Linked DNA regions of Homo sapiens: region 1 is linked to region 2. A link is a contact called in ENCODE Hi-C or POLR2A ChIA-PET data. All regions are on one chromosome and are shown on one strand. Each heading gives the region's core, a stretch centred on a gene start or an enhancer-like site at or near the end of the contact. The rest is flanking DNA. Distances are from core to core; before and after follow the strand shown.

Evidence for each region. A loop is a pair of places that touch in the nucleus more often than their neighbours do. ChIA-PET counts read pairs that join two places held with the same protein, here RNA polymerase II (POLR2A). Pooled maps may share reads with other maps.
Region 1: a loop to region 2 is called in a map of posterior vena cava, with 12 times the contacts of the local background. The contact joins two enhancer-like sites. A Hi-C loop is called at or near these places in 1 of 168 maps with a recorded cell type or tissue (posterior vena cava) and 1 of 50 pooled maps. POLR2A ChIA-PET finds 5 or more read pairs at or near these places in 1 of 52 experiments (H1).

The regions. Positions count from the first base shown.
Region 1 is chr16:87,095,918-87,102,489 of GRCh38, forward strand. No RefSeq gene overlaps it. Among named protein-coding and RNA genes, the nearest start is that of LINC02181, 41 kb to the left of the region's middle. RefSeq lists an enhancer at 3,086-3,801. Within about 2 kb of position 3,699, at least 2 of the 41 ENCODE cell types and tissues checked have a DNase peak (open chromatin) inside an H3K27ac peak, as active enhancers do.
Region 2 is chr16:87,039,309-87,045,568 of GRCh38, forward strand. No RefSeq gene overlaps it. Among named protein-coding and RNA genes, the nearest start is that of LINC02181, 15 kb to the right of the region's middle. Within about 2 kb of position 4,492, at least 5 of the 41 ENCODE cell types and tissues checked have a DNase peak (open chromatin) inside an H3K27ac peak, as active enhancers do.

The sequences.
Region 1 (6,572 bases), core at 2,449-4,948, 56 kb after region 2:
CTTTAATCGTCTCATCGCTTTAATCTCCTTTAATCTGAGACATTCCTCAGTCCTTTGCTGTTCCTCACATCACTGGCATTTTTGGAGTCACTTACTTTATAAAGTTTCCCTAATTTGGGTTATTCTGCTGTGTCCTTGTGATGAGACTCTGGCTATGATTTGCAGCAGGAACACCCCAGAAGTGGAGGCATTCCCTTCTCAGTGCCCCATATCAGAGGCACACGATGCCATTTGTTCCATTAACAGTGATGTGGATTTTGATCACTTAGCTATGGTGTGGGGTCCCCCACGGTTCTTATCTTTCCTTAGTAATTCATCATTAATCTGCAGGGACATACACAGAGAGGTGTAACTGCCCGGTTCCCAATACATTTTCACCCATGGTTTTAGCATCCATCTACAATTTCTATCTGCATCAACTTAGTGTTTTCTCCAAATACACTCATTTTTTGCTTAATTATCTTAAATGGTAATGACATACCCCACTATAAATGAATCGCTAGTATCATTTTTTCCTAAAAAGAAGATAAGCATACAAATAAATATAATGAAAAATGTTAGCTATAATTGCCTTCTCATGACTCTGAGCTGAGGCTTGCTTGCTCTCTATTAAACATGAGAAATTTTCATGCCTTTGAGAGTGGTTATGGCTTCACGAGCACCTTGCAGGGACCTTCTCCATGTTACCTTTGTAACTAACCCCTGAAAATGGGCGCTTCGGAGCCCCAGTGGGTAAATGTGAGGACTGAGAACTCTGCCCTCCAATCCCAAAGACACCGCTGAGGGGCATTTCCCTCAGTGAATAGCGATGCCCAATCGTGCAGCGGCAAGAGGGGGTTATTCAGCAGGAACACCCAGGAGGGAGTTTGTGAGAATGGGTTTGTGCCAAACTCCCTGCTTAAGTTCCATCAACTTCAAAATCCCTTTTTCTTCCAAATTGGGCAACCCTGAGACACAGCTTCATAATCCAATCCGTTCTTGCTGCATAACATATGTTAGGAGGCCTTGATTCCAGCTGATGCCAGCTACAGGGCAAACACACCGAACTTCTGTAGCCCGTGCCAGCTTCAGTTTGGATGAAAGCTGGGCTTGATTTTCATTTTTATCAACTATTTTACTCCTCAGCATAACCTAGACCCTGTAACTTGTCTATTTTCCATCTTCAGTGGCTTCATGCGCATAAACATGATAACCCCGGCGTCTGGGGCGTGAGACAGCTGTTGTGTTTTGCTCCCAAGACAGTCTGAGGGGAAGACCTGGAAACTCCCAGACACTCCAGGGCAGGGCCAGGGCATAGGCAGGCAGTGGGTACCAGCCCCACGGCATAGGCAGGCGGTGGGTACCAGCCCACGGCATAGGCAGGCAGGAGGTACCAGCCCCACTCTGCCTTTTGCTCACCGTGTGTGCTTGGTAGACATTTGTTGAATTTTATACTTCAAAGTAATTGAAGTTTACATAAGTATCTACAATCTTCTATCTGCAATAACAATCCTTGAAACAGTTCTTAAAATTTTGAGATCATTATAGATTCACATGCAGTTGTAACAAATAATATAGAGAGGTCCCATGTACCCTTCACCCAGTTCACCCCTATGGTAACATCTCACAAAACTATATAGTACAATGTCACACCCAGGATATTGATTCTCGCGTGTGTGTCAGGGGGGGCGGGGGGGGGTGTACGCGCGTGCATGAGCTATTTTCAGTGAGGAGAAATTCACATAACATAAAATTAACCATTTTAAAGTGAACAATTCAGCCTGGGCGTGGTGGCTCACACCTGTAATCCCAGCACTTTGGGTGGCTGTGTGGATGACCTCAGGTCAAGGAGTTCGAGACCAGCCGATGCAACATGATGAAACCCTGTCTCTACTAAAAATACAAAAATTAGCCAGGCATGATGGTGCACACTTGTAATCCCAGCTACTCGGGAGGCTGAGGCAGGAGAATCACTTGAACCCAGGAGGCAGAGGTTGCAATGAGCCCAGATCGCACCACTGCTCTCCAGCCTGGGTGACAGAGTAAGACTCTGTCTAAAATAATAACAATCATAATAATTATAAGGAAGTGAACAATTCAATGTCACTTTGTTCATTCACATTGTTGTACAACCCCCATCTCTGTCTAGTTCTAAAGCATTTGAATCACCTCAAGAAGAAACCACCATTAAGCAAAAGCTTCCTATTTCCTCCGCCATTGGCAACCAGCAGCCTATGTTCTGTGTCTGTAGATTTGCCCCTTCTAAACATTCCCTTTAAACAGCACCAGGTGGTGGGTGGCTATGTGCATCTGGCTGCTTTCGCTCAGCGTGTTTGTGGGGCTCATCCCTGTTGCAGCAAGTGCCTCTGCTTCATTCCTTTTCGTGGCAGAATAATATTCCATCATGCACACAGATGCAATGACACTCTGACTTTTGTTACATACTTTTCTCTCAGTCGGGTTAGTACTGGGATCTACACCAGCAACAGCTGCATGACCTTGGGCCAATAACTTCCCTGGAGAGAGTCCAGCATTATTTCACCCAACAGATGCTTATTCAGCACCTGCCATGTGTCAGGTGCTAATCTTGGGGCTGAGAATACAGCAGGTGCACCCGATAAAGTCCTGGACCTGTAGGGCTTGCCAACTAGTGGGGGCAGGGGAGATCAGGAAAAACAAACAATATTGGTGATGTCACCTCATGGTGTGGTTTTTAAAATCAGAGGAGGGCTGGAGACTGCAGAGCACTGGGGGTGCCGCTTTGCATGGGCAGGGAGGGCCACGGTCCTAAAGCGCCCAGAGCAAATATCCCGAGGAAGGGAGAAAGTTCCAAGACACCTGGGAGAAAGGCATCCAGGCAGAGGGAATGGCACGTGCAAAAGGCCAGGGAGGGGACTCGCACGTTGGGTGTGAGGAAGGAGCCCAGAGTGGCTGGAGTTGGGCCGGGGGCTCTAGACGGGAAGTCCTAGGAGGTAAAAGTAGGATAGGGGAGCCCAGATCATGGCCAGGGTCTGTGTGTCCCACTGTGTAGTAAAGACCAAGCCATTCGGAGGGAGAGAGACCTGGATTCCAGAAGAAGACAGACCTGGGTTCTAGGTGGAGACAGGTCTAGATTCCAACCCCAGCTCCATATTTGAGCTGGGTTCTGAAGCATGAGTAGGAACCAGTCAGGTGCGTGCTCCGGGCAGAAGGAACCGCCTGTGCAAAGGCCTGGGTGTGGATTGCTCAGGAAAATTGCAAATGATTCCATGTGGCCGGTATTCAGAGTTACATGCTGAGGGCATTCATAAATTAAGCAGGACCCAGATTAGAAAGGGCCTTGGTTAGGCTGTGTCCCCATCCCACATGGTAACAAGCATTTCAAGTATGTTATTAACTGGTAAGAAGGGACAAACTCAAGAAATCCTCAAAGCATTACCTCCCTGTAGTGTCTGGAGGAAAAACTGCCATCATAAAGCTAATGGGGGAGTTCAACCCCTCCCTCAGACCCAAAGGAGGAGGGCTGACAGCTTGTAAAATCCCCAGCACAAAGGATTAATGGGCCAAGGAGTGACCTCTGCTACTGAAGCCTTTTGTTTTCCTGATGGTCACTGCCCCCTCCCTCCAGGGCTACAAACAGCATTTGCTGGGAGCTTTTCATGTCCTCACACCTGTTTTTTGCATTTGCTCTTCCAGCGCTGCTCCCCAACCTTCTCTCCAGCACAGCGCAGTGATAGCGGGTCCCCTTCCCTTCAGCTGCCAGTCATGGATCCGTGCCATGGGAAGCACAGCAGGAGAAGGAGGTAGCTTGGGTAGTAAAGCTCTCACCTTTTCCTAGCGCTGTGTTCTTTACCATTTGCGGGCACCTGAATAATGGCCCCTAAGATGTCTAGGTCCTAAGCACTGGCCCCAGGCAAGAAAGCACACTGGGAGGTGGGTAGGAAAGACAACTGGAGAAGCCTGAACCTACTCTTAGATTTTTAAGAGCAAAACATGTGCAGCTGTGGGTGCTTGAACAATTAGTAGAAATCCATTCCTTGCAACATGGCTCATGTTGAATAAACACAATGCCAGGAAAGGAATCCACCACACACAGGCTCCAGAGCATGTCTGCAGCCCACCTCCCCAACCCCCATTCTCTCTGAGATGACCCCTGGCTGCCACCGAATGCTGCACACTGCAAAGGAAGAAGCCAGTTTGAGAACCACCGTTCTAGAACACAGCAATGATTGCATTTGAGAGCCTAAAGGGGTGCATTGTGGAGGACAAGCAGGACGGCAAGAAGGGTGAATTCCAATTCCAGCATGCAGAGAGCGCTCACGCTAGAGCACAGTGAAGGGAGCCCAGAGACATGGTGTGTTCCAATCACAGAGAGACTAGAGAACTTTCCTTTCCGAGTTCACGTGTATTTATTCTTTCAGATTTATTTAGCACTTAGAAGGAAAAGCATTTATTAAGGAGATACTCATCATGTGGCAACCTCTTACAATGTCCTCGATTTCACTGCATGGTCACAGCAGTGTGCTAAATGGGTGTTGTTAAGGGAAGGATTAGCCCCATGTCACACTTAGGTGAGGACTCTCAGGCTTGCAGAGCTAAAAGCCAAGTTACTCAACCATTAGGTGGTGGAGTAGGTGGTGGAGACTCAGCCTAGCGTTTCTGACCCTGCAGGGCTCACACACCACGACGGGGGGCAGGCGGGGCTGCAAGACCCATTGACGGGCAGAGGTGGCCCAGCAGGAAGAGGGGAACCCTGCAGTGCAGCGGTCCATGTTTATTAGTGACTGGGGTCTTGTTTTTGTTTATTCATTTGTGAATGCGCCTCCCCTCCTAGTAAACAAGCCTCTGCAGAGGTGGTGATTTTTCCTACACAAGTGTACACAGAGCATTTTGTATGCATCATATGCCTCAGCAAAACTCTGCCAGGGAGAGCCACAGGCCTTGGGGGTGGCTCCAGACATCCCCCTTCCTCACCTGCTCCAGAGCCTCGGGAGTCCTCTGGGGTTCAGCCTAGCGTTACCTCCACCTTAACAGTCAGAACAGATTGCACAGTCTCTGCTGACCTGGCCCACATCCACCAAAATGGCTGGGCTCTCAGGCACTTTGCACATGCCTGTACTTGGGGCAGGGGGTGTTTAAGGTAGATCTGGCAGATGCGCCAACACTTGCCCTCACCACTTCCCTTGGGGCTCAAGCAGGGAGCATGGCATACAGTGAATGCAACTCCACCCTGGTAGCTGGTGCCACAAACTTTCAAGTCAGATAGACTTGAATTCAAGTCTCAGCTCTGCCACTCACTAGCTGTGTGACCTTAGACAAGTTATCTATCCTCTCGGAGCCTTTCAGTGTTACAGGAGCAACCACAAAGGTTTCCTAGACAGATTAAGTGGAATAAGACATGGAAAAAGGTTTGGGAGAGTAACTAAGACATAGTAAGTCCTCAATCAATGGCAACTACTATGACAGCTGTCATAACCATAGCGAGAGAAAGTTGCACTGAAAAGGAACTGTTATGCTTCAGTCATAATTGTATATACATACACATTGTACCTATGTATTCATACGTACATTGTATCATTAAATCCAAGCTATACATTGTATATATGTTCAGATATACATTGTATCACTGAAACCCCCAGCTACCTAGGACCTAGGAAGTAGTTTTCACATATATATACATTGTATACCTATTTCATATGTACATTGTATCACTGAACCCCCCAGCTACCCTACGATCTAGGAAGTAGTTTTCATATATATACATTGTATAGCTATCTCATTTGTACATTGTATTACTGAACACCCTCCCTTCCCCCCAGCTATTGTATGAGCTAGGAAGTGCATTTTCCTAGATCCCATCTTATAGATAAGGAAATGGAGGCTCAGAGAGATTAAGCAATTTCCACAAAGTGAAATACTAGGACTCAAATACAGAAGCATCTTCAAAAGCCCTGCTCTCTCCCACCCCCCACCCCCACTCCCATAGCTGACCACCTTCACTCCATCCTCCAGACACCCCCACGCCACCTCTAGAAGAGGCAGTCAGGGCACCTAAAATATGGCCCCCATCCAATCAGCCATCAGCAAAAGGCACTGGGAAACTGTCAGCTGTTATTAACTTTTGAAGGGATCCTGGGGCCTTTTCAAATTCTTCTGAAAGATATGGACTCTCAGCCCAGAAACGCTCACTCAAAGTTGCATTACATTCTGTAGAAACCCATCCACATGTCCCTGGGGCCCTTGAAGTCATGACGTTCCATTTCATTCCTCATAAAGCAAACACACAAAAATCTATTGGATTGAAATCTCATGGTGACTCATTCATTCATTCAACAAATCCGAAGGAGAAAAAACTGTATTTGAAAGAAACTTTGTGAACTCTGCAGAATTAGCAGCACCACTAGTCTCCTAGGCCAGTGAGTTAGAAAACAAAGAAGAAAGGAAAGTGGATTGAGAAGGCGGCATTGATAGATGGAGTGGTTATAATCAATGTCAGTTCCTCCAACTGGAGTACTGACTAATTGGAAAAGGAATTAAAATTTAGGTACAATTCCTGGAAACCCTTAAAAACAAGATATTTGCTGATAAAGTAGAATGAACAGGCCAACTTTTGA
Region 2 (6,260 bases), core at 3,242-5,741:
CTGAGCTCAAAGAAATACCAAATTGCATAACAAAGATGAGGGCTGGGAGCCCTGATATATCACTGAAACAAGGGCAGTGCTGGCAGAGAACAGGGATCCATGAAAATATGTAGAACAGAACAGATGATTGTCTAGACAGTCAGATGCAAATCCAGAATTGCCATCTCAGGGGCTTTCTAGAGGATATTTTTTGTTTGTTAATTTAGGCTTCTTTTGCTTCAATCTAGATGCTAGACTTGGGGGTTTTATTATCTCATCAGTTGATCCAGAAGCCCTTGGAGAAGCTGCCACTCTCGCATCAGAGCACCAGCCTCCAATAATAAGACCCACGGCACGTTATGGGCATGGTAAAGGTTAGTGGACCCTGGAGCAAGGCTGACCACGTGAGGTTCTAGCTCTGGACATGCACCAGCTCTGTGACTGTGGCCAAGTCACTCCACCTGCCTGACCCTTGTGTTCCTTCTGTGTAAAGAGCAGTGGGGGGGCACCGACAGCACCTCCTCAACCGCCGCAAAGATTTAGACTATCATCGGCGTTAGCAGGCACGGAACATGTGTGATGTGTTTTGTTACTATTATTCATTGGAGCTGCTGGGAACCTTTGCTCAGATGCTCCACACACAGTGTCTGGCACAGCACAAGCACTCGGAGAGGGAGTGCTGTTATGTTCATTACAGGTGCATCGTGGCCCTTGCTATTTGGATGGATTTGCTGAGTTTGGGCAGTGTATAGATGGGGATATGGGTACAATGACCCTTTTTTCAGCATTCTTATTATCAGGAATTCCTCCATGAAGGCAGAACCCAGCCTGGCTTTCCGGAGCAGCATCCCTTGGATAGCAAAGAACAAGCCACTCTTCTAGACAAACCAGTGAGGTACCAGGTACCCAGACACACACTTATCTCAGGCTCTCTCCTGTCCTGAGTACAAGAGGAAGAGCCTGGCCAATTCTGTCCCCTGCAACTCAGCCAGCAGGGCCGGGGCAGCTAACCCATTTGAATGATGCTCTCCAGGACCCAGGAGGCTGAACAGGCTCTCAGGACAGGGGCATCAGCCTGGCCTCCAAAAAGCCACATTCCCACAGGCACTGCTGGGAGCAGGGCCAGTGAGATGGGCCAGGGGCTGAGGGGCCAGGCCAGGTCTGCACAGGAAGTCCGCGGGGTGTCCGTGTGCTCACCCCCCCTCAGGATCACAGGAGCTGGGATCAGCTGGTGTGCTGGAGCCATGGGTCCTCAATCTGTCATGACACCCCAGGAAAAAATACAGCTCAAATACTGTTTTTTCATCCCTTTTATTATCCTAACGAGACTTAACCTGGAAGCATCATTGGCACCAAATGGCAAGCTGCAGTCAGCAGCATGTACAGGGATGCAGCCGTGCGGCAGGCTCTGCGTGGATATGGGAGCGGTCACTGCAGAGCCAGAGGTCAGCAAGGCCCAGGCCTTGGCAGCGTGGGACAACCGGGACTGGCATAAAGGAGGCCAAGGGGCAGCATCCTCCCTGACAGCTTTATGGCCTGGCACCCAATCCTATAAAAACTGCCAGAGTAATGAGGTCCAGAGGCCTCCCTAGCACATGATGTCACCGTGGTGGGCGGGGCTGCCCACCTTGGAACCCAGAACCTGGAAATCAGCTGTTTCCAGCTGCATGGGGCTGTCACCCTCAGGCTGGTCCTAAGGCTGGAGCCTAGGGTGCCTGTGAAACCCACACGCTTCTTTCCCACACTATGCCATTCACAGACACCACCTACCCTCCACCATGAGGGAATGATGTCTCTGGATATTGCCCTGCTTGCGATATTGGATTAAAGGGCAAAGGCTCCTGGAAGTGACAGTTGAGTGTCACTGCCCATTGACACCTTGGTGTTTGGGGAGTCCTGCCACTTTCCAGTATCACCTGGGCCAGGACATAAATATTAAAAGGGCTTGGCCACCAGGGCTCTCTTCCCCACATGCAGGGCTGGCTTCTCAAGTGTACAGAGGACCTCGTCCTCGGTCTAACCCTCTGCTGTTGCCAACGTGAGATTCTTCATGACTTTCTGGGCCGCCCCCACCCCCAGTGATGCAGCCGGTCCCACCCACGCCCCGCAGGACCTGCCTGGCTCGTCGCCAACTCCTCCCGCATGCCCTGCTTCCAGATAGTCTCTTATGGAATCCTCAAACAACCCCAGGATGTGGGGAACGGTGTGGAGGCCCGTTGTGTAATGTGGAAGCCGGGATACATGAGTAGCGTGTAATTCCCTAAGACCACACCCCTGGCAAGCAGCAGCCCCGCACGGGCACCCAGGTAGCCTCTCCAACCCCAGCCCTGGTTCCTCCTCCACATCCTGCTTTCCCACATGTTGGAGAGGCCTCAGGGAAGAGCTGGGGCAGCCAGGCTTGCTGGGCAAGGCCTCGTTGGGGAAGGGGAAGGCCCAGATCATTATTCCAGAAGAGAAATTCCAGGTGAGGCCCCAGTGGAGAGCATTAGAGGGGCAGGAGGCTACGGTAGAGAGGGGTGCTGTGACGTCCCATGGCTCTGTGAGCACCGGGTGGGTTCCTGGGGACCCTCCTAATTCCACTTCTCCTTCCTGAAGACACGGCCTAGGAGGGTTGGGTCCCACAGCATCACAAAGGCATCCGAGAGCCTCTGACGTCAGAAGAGGGGGCTCTCATATGAATGAAGAAGCAGGGAGAGGCCTGGCGCAGTGGCTCATGCCTATAATCCCAGCACTCTGGGAGTCAGAGGTGGGCGGATCACTTGAGGTCAGGAGTCCGAGACCAGCCTGGCCAACATGGTAAAACCCCGACTCTACTAAAAAAACAAAAACAAAAATTAGCCAGACATGGTGGTGTGTGCCTGTAATCCCAGCTACTCAGAGGCAGGAGAACTGCTTAAACCCGGGAGGAGAAGGTTGCAGTGAGCTGAGATCATGCCACTGCACTCCAGCCTGGGTGACAGAGTGAGACTCTGTCTCAAAAAAAAAAAAAAAAAAAAAAGCAGCAGCAGGAGCTCTCAGGACCACAGAAATGGGGTCTGCTCCTCCCCAGTCAGTGTGAGCACCATGATGGGGTGAGCCCCTCCGAAGTCCACCCAGCCTGCACAGGGTGGCATCAGAAACGGCCAGGAAGCCCTGAGAAAGTGGGTCTTGGGCAGGAACAGGCAGAGCCATCAACAAAAGCAAAGGGAACCCAGGAGGGGGCGTCCAGAGAAGCGAAAGCCCCAGGAAAACACCTAACAGGTGTCTTGTCAGGACACGTGCAGAGGACAGATGCTGGCACCAGCCTTGGTGAAGACGCTGTGTTGGGAAGCAGCAGAAATCTCAGCTAAAATTGGTTCAGGCCAAAAGGAGATGCACCAACCCACCATCTGGATGCCCCAGGACAGGCCACGTTAGGGACGGTGACGGAGGCTCATCAACACCTCGGGACTCTGGGTCTTCCCATCTCTCTGCTCTGCCTGGGGCACTTCAGCCTCCTGCTCCGCCTGGCAGCAAGCCAGCTGTGTACTTGCTGCCTCCATCCAGACAGGCAGAGGCCAGGGACAGAAGGGAGACCATGTACCCAGGATTCCTCCATGCAAGAAAGAAACCTTTCCCCAGAAAGCCCCCATCTCCCCTGGGACCTGGGAGGCTGAGCTGGCTCCAGGGCTGGAGGAATCACACCCGGGCTCCCTGGGTGCCATGTCCCGCACGCAGCAGCAGGCCGAATGGCCCCTAAGACAGGCGAGGTGTGAGCGGAGCATTCACAGCCTCCCCATGAGCCTCTCCAACCCACGAGCTTCCCCAACCCACGAGCTTCCCCAAACCACGAGCTTCCCCAACCCACGAGCTTCCCCAAACCACGAGCTTCCCCAAACCACGAGCTTCCCCAAACCACACCATTCCTCACATCGACATGAACTCTGTAAAAAGACCAGGGCCATGAACGTGCCTCTGAGCCCTGGTGCTGTCACAGACGGGCCCTGTGACTGGTTAGTCCCACAAACCTCGCCCGGGCTTCCCATGGCTTTTTGGAAAAATATCACAGTTCATATTGTGACCTAGAAGGTTATCAGACGAGAGCATTTGCCCAGCATAACTGAAGCCAGACTGGGCTGAACTAAGTGATAAAACAACCTCAGAGCATGTTGTTTGGCACCAGGGAGTAGGGTTGGAGCCCAGATCATGCCAAGAGCTGGTGCAGCGGAGATTCCTGCCCACCGCCTCCAGCCCCAGCATCCAAGTGCACTGCGTTACAGCCAGGATTCAGCTGCACCCACAGGCACCACGGGAGCAGCGGCTCCAACAAAGTGCTGGTGGAATTTGTTTTTTTCACATAAGGGTCTGAGCTGTGCTCTCTGAAATCACCAGGATTTTCCTCTCTTGTTAATGGTTGTGTCCACCCACACAATAGCGATTCGGTACCGTGTCTCCACCCAGCTACTGCAAGAAGGCTTCTCTTACTTCAAGACACACGCAGCCTGTTACACACACATCAGCCGTCAAAAAGCCTGGGAAAAGCATTCCGTGTTCTGTAGCTTGCCTAGTTAAACACTCTCACTGTGGAAGGGAGGGGGAAACGAGGGTGGAAAACAATCAGCCGTGTCAGCCTCCCTCTCCACGTGCCGGCTACAGAGGGCTTCCTTCTGTTCCTCTGAAGGGGAACAAGCTCTTCACAGAGGCTGTTCCCTCTGCCAGGACACTTCCTCTCCTATCTCCTAGCTAACTCCTTCACTGCCCTCAGACCCCAGCTCAGTCACTCGGCCACCCCACCTGGCCACCTCAGAATTTTTTTATAATCCCTTCCTGTGATCGTTTGACTGACGGCTGCCTCCCTCGAAAGATGTTATGTGTCCCAAGGTGGAATGTCAGCTCGTTTCCTGTTAGGTGCCAGCACCTACTCCAGGGCTGACCCCTCTGGCTGAAGAGCTGAGTAAATGTATCACCCTCCTGAGTCTCCAGGTCCCCTGCACGTGGACACGACTCAGAGCCGTCACAAGAAAGCAAATGAAGATCTTAGGCCAGGTGCAGTGGCTCATGCTTGTAATCCTAGCACTTTGGGAGGCCAAGGCAGGTGGATCTCTAGGGCCCAGGAGTTCGAGACCAGCCTGGGCAACCCCGTTTCTACTAAAAATACAAAAAATCAGCTGGGCGTGGTGGTGTGTGCCTATAATCCCAGCTACTCGGGAGGCTGAGACAGGAGAATCACTTGAATCCAGGAGATAGAGGTTGAAGTGAGCAGAGATCATACCACTGCACCCCAGCCTGGGTGACAGAGAGAGAGAGAGAGAGACTGTCTCAAAAAACAAACAAACAAAGCAAATGAAGATCGTACCAGGGGCTGACACCAGAGATGCCTGACTAAGTGGCAGGCACCATCCCCTGTTTTAATTTGCTTAATCCGCCCAGCAGCCTTTTTCTTTCTAAGGCAGGTTTTGCTCTTATTCCCATTTCACAGAAGAGGAGACGGGGCAGAACTGAGTCAGCTGAGGAGGCAGGCTGGGACTGAACGCAGCTCTGGAGCTGGCACACTTGGGGTTCCGGCAGTTCCCTTTCTGCACTTTCTGGCCAGCGAATGGGGAAACCTGGGCCGTCTCCACGGGCCACAGACCTGCTGAGGGAGCTCACAGTGCAGAGGGTCCAGGGTCCCTCCTGTTCTTGTCCCCAAGCCTCTTCTGGGAGCCCCTCCCAGTTGGACCCGAACTGTGGCTCACGTAAGGAAGCCATGTGTTCCTGCCCGCCCAACCCCCCAGAAGAAGTGCTTTCTGCACAAGGTCCCCGAGGCCCCACAAGCCCAGAGATCCATGATTCCATGCAGTCAGTGCCTCCGGGCTCAGGGCCTCTGGAATATGGCCGTGTGGCCGGTCCCCTGCAATGGCTCCTGGAGACCCACAGCCAGGTGACACATGGCTGTCCGCTCCTGAACCACAAGCCAGAACACAGGCAGGTGTGTGCTCTGAGAGGTGAGGATGGGGCCTAGGCCTGGAGCAGCCTGCAGAGGATGTCAAGGAAATGCTAAAACATGCCCCAGAGAAAAATCTGCCTGAAGTAACTCAGTCAACTTCTGTATTATCCTTTTTTTTTTTTTTTTTTTTTTTTTTTACCAAAAAGCCCCCACCCAAAACTACGTTGTTATAACGAAAGGGATATGCATTCATTCATGCAGGAAGAGGAGGAGAATATACCAAGTACAAAAGAACAGGCTTATCCACATCCTGCCGCCAGCACTCACAGGCAGGGAACCTCCCGGTTCTCGGTGTCAAGCCTCCCTCCTGGAGGAGAAACCCACGCTGGTGTCATCA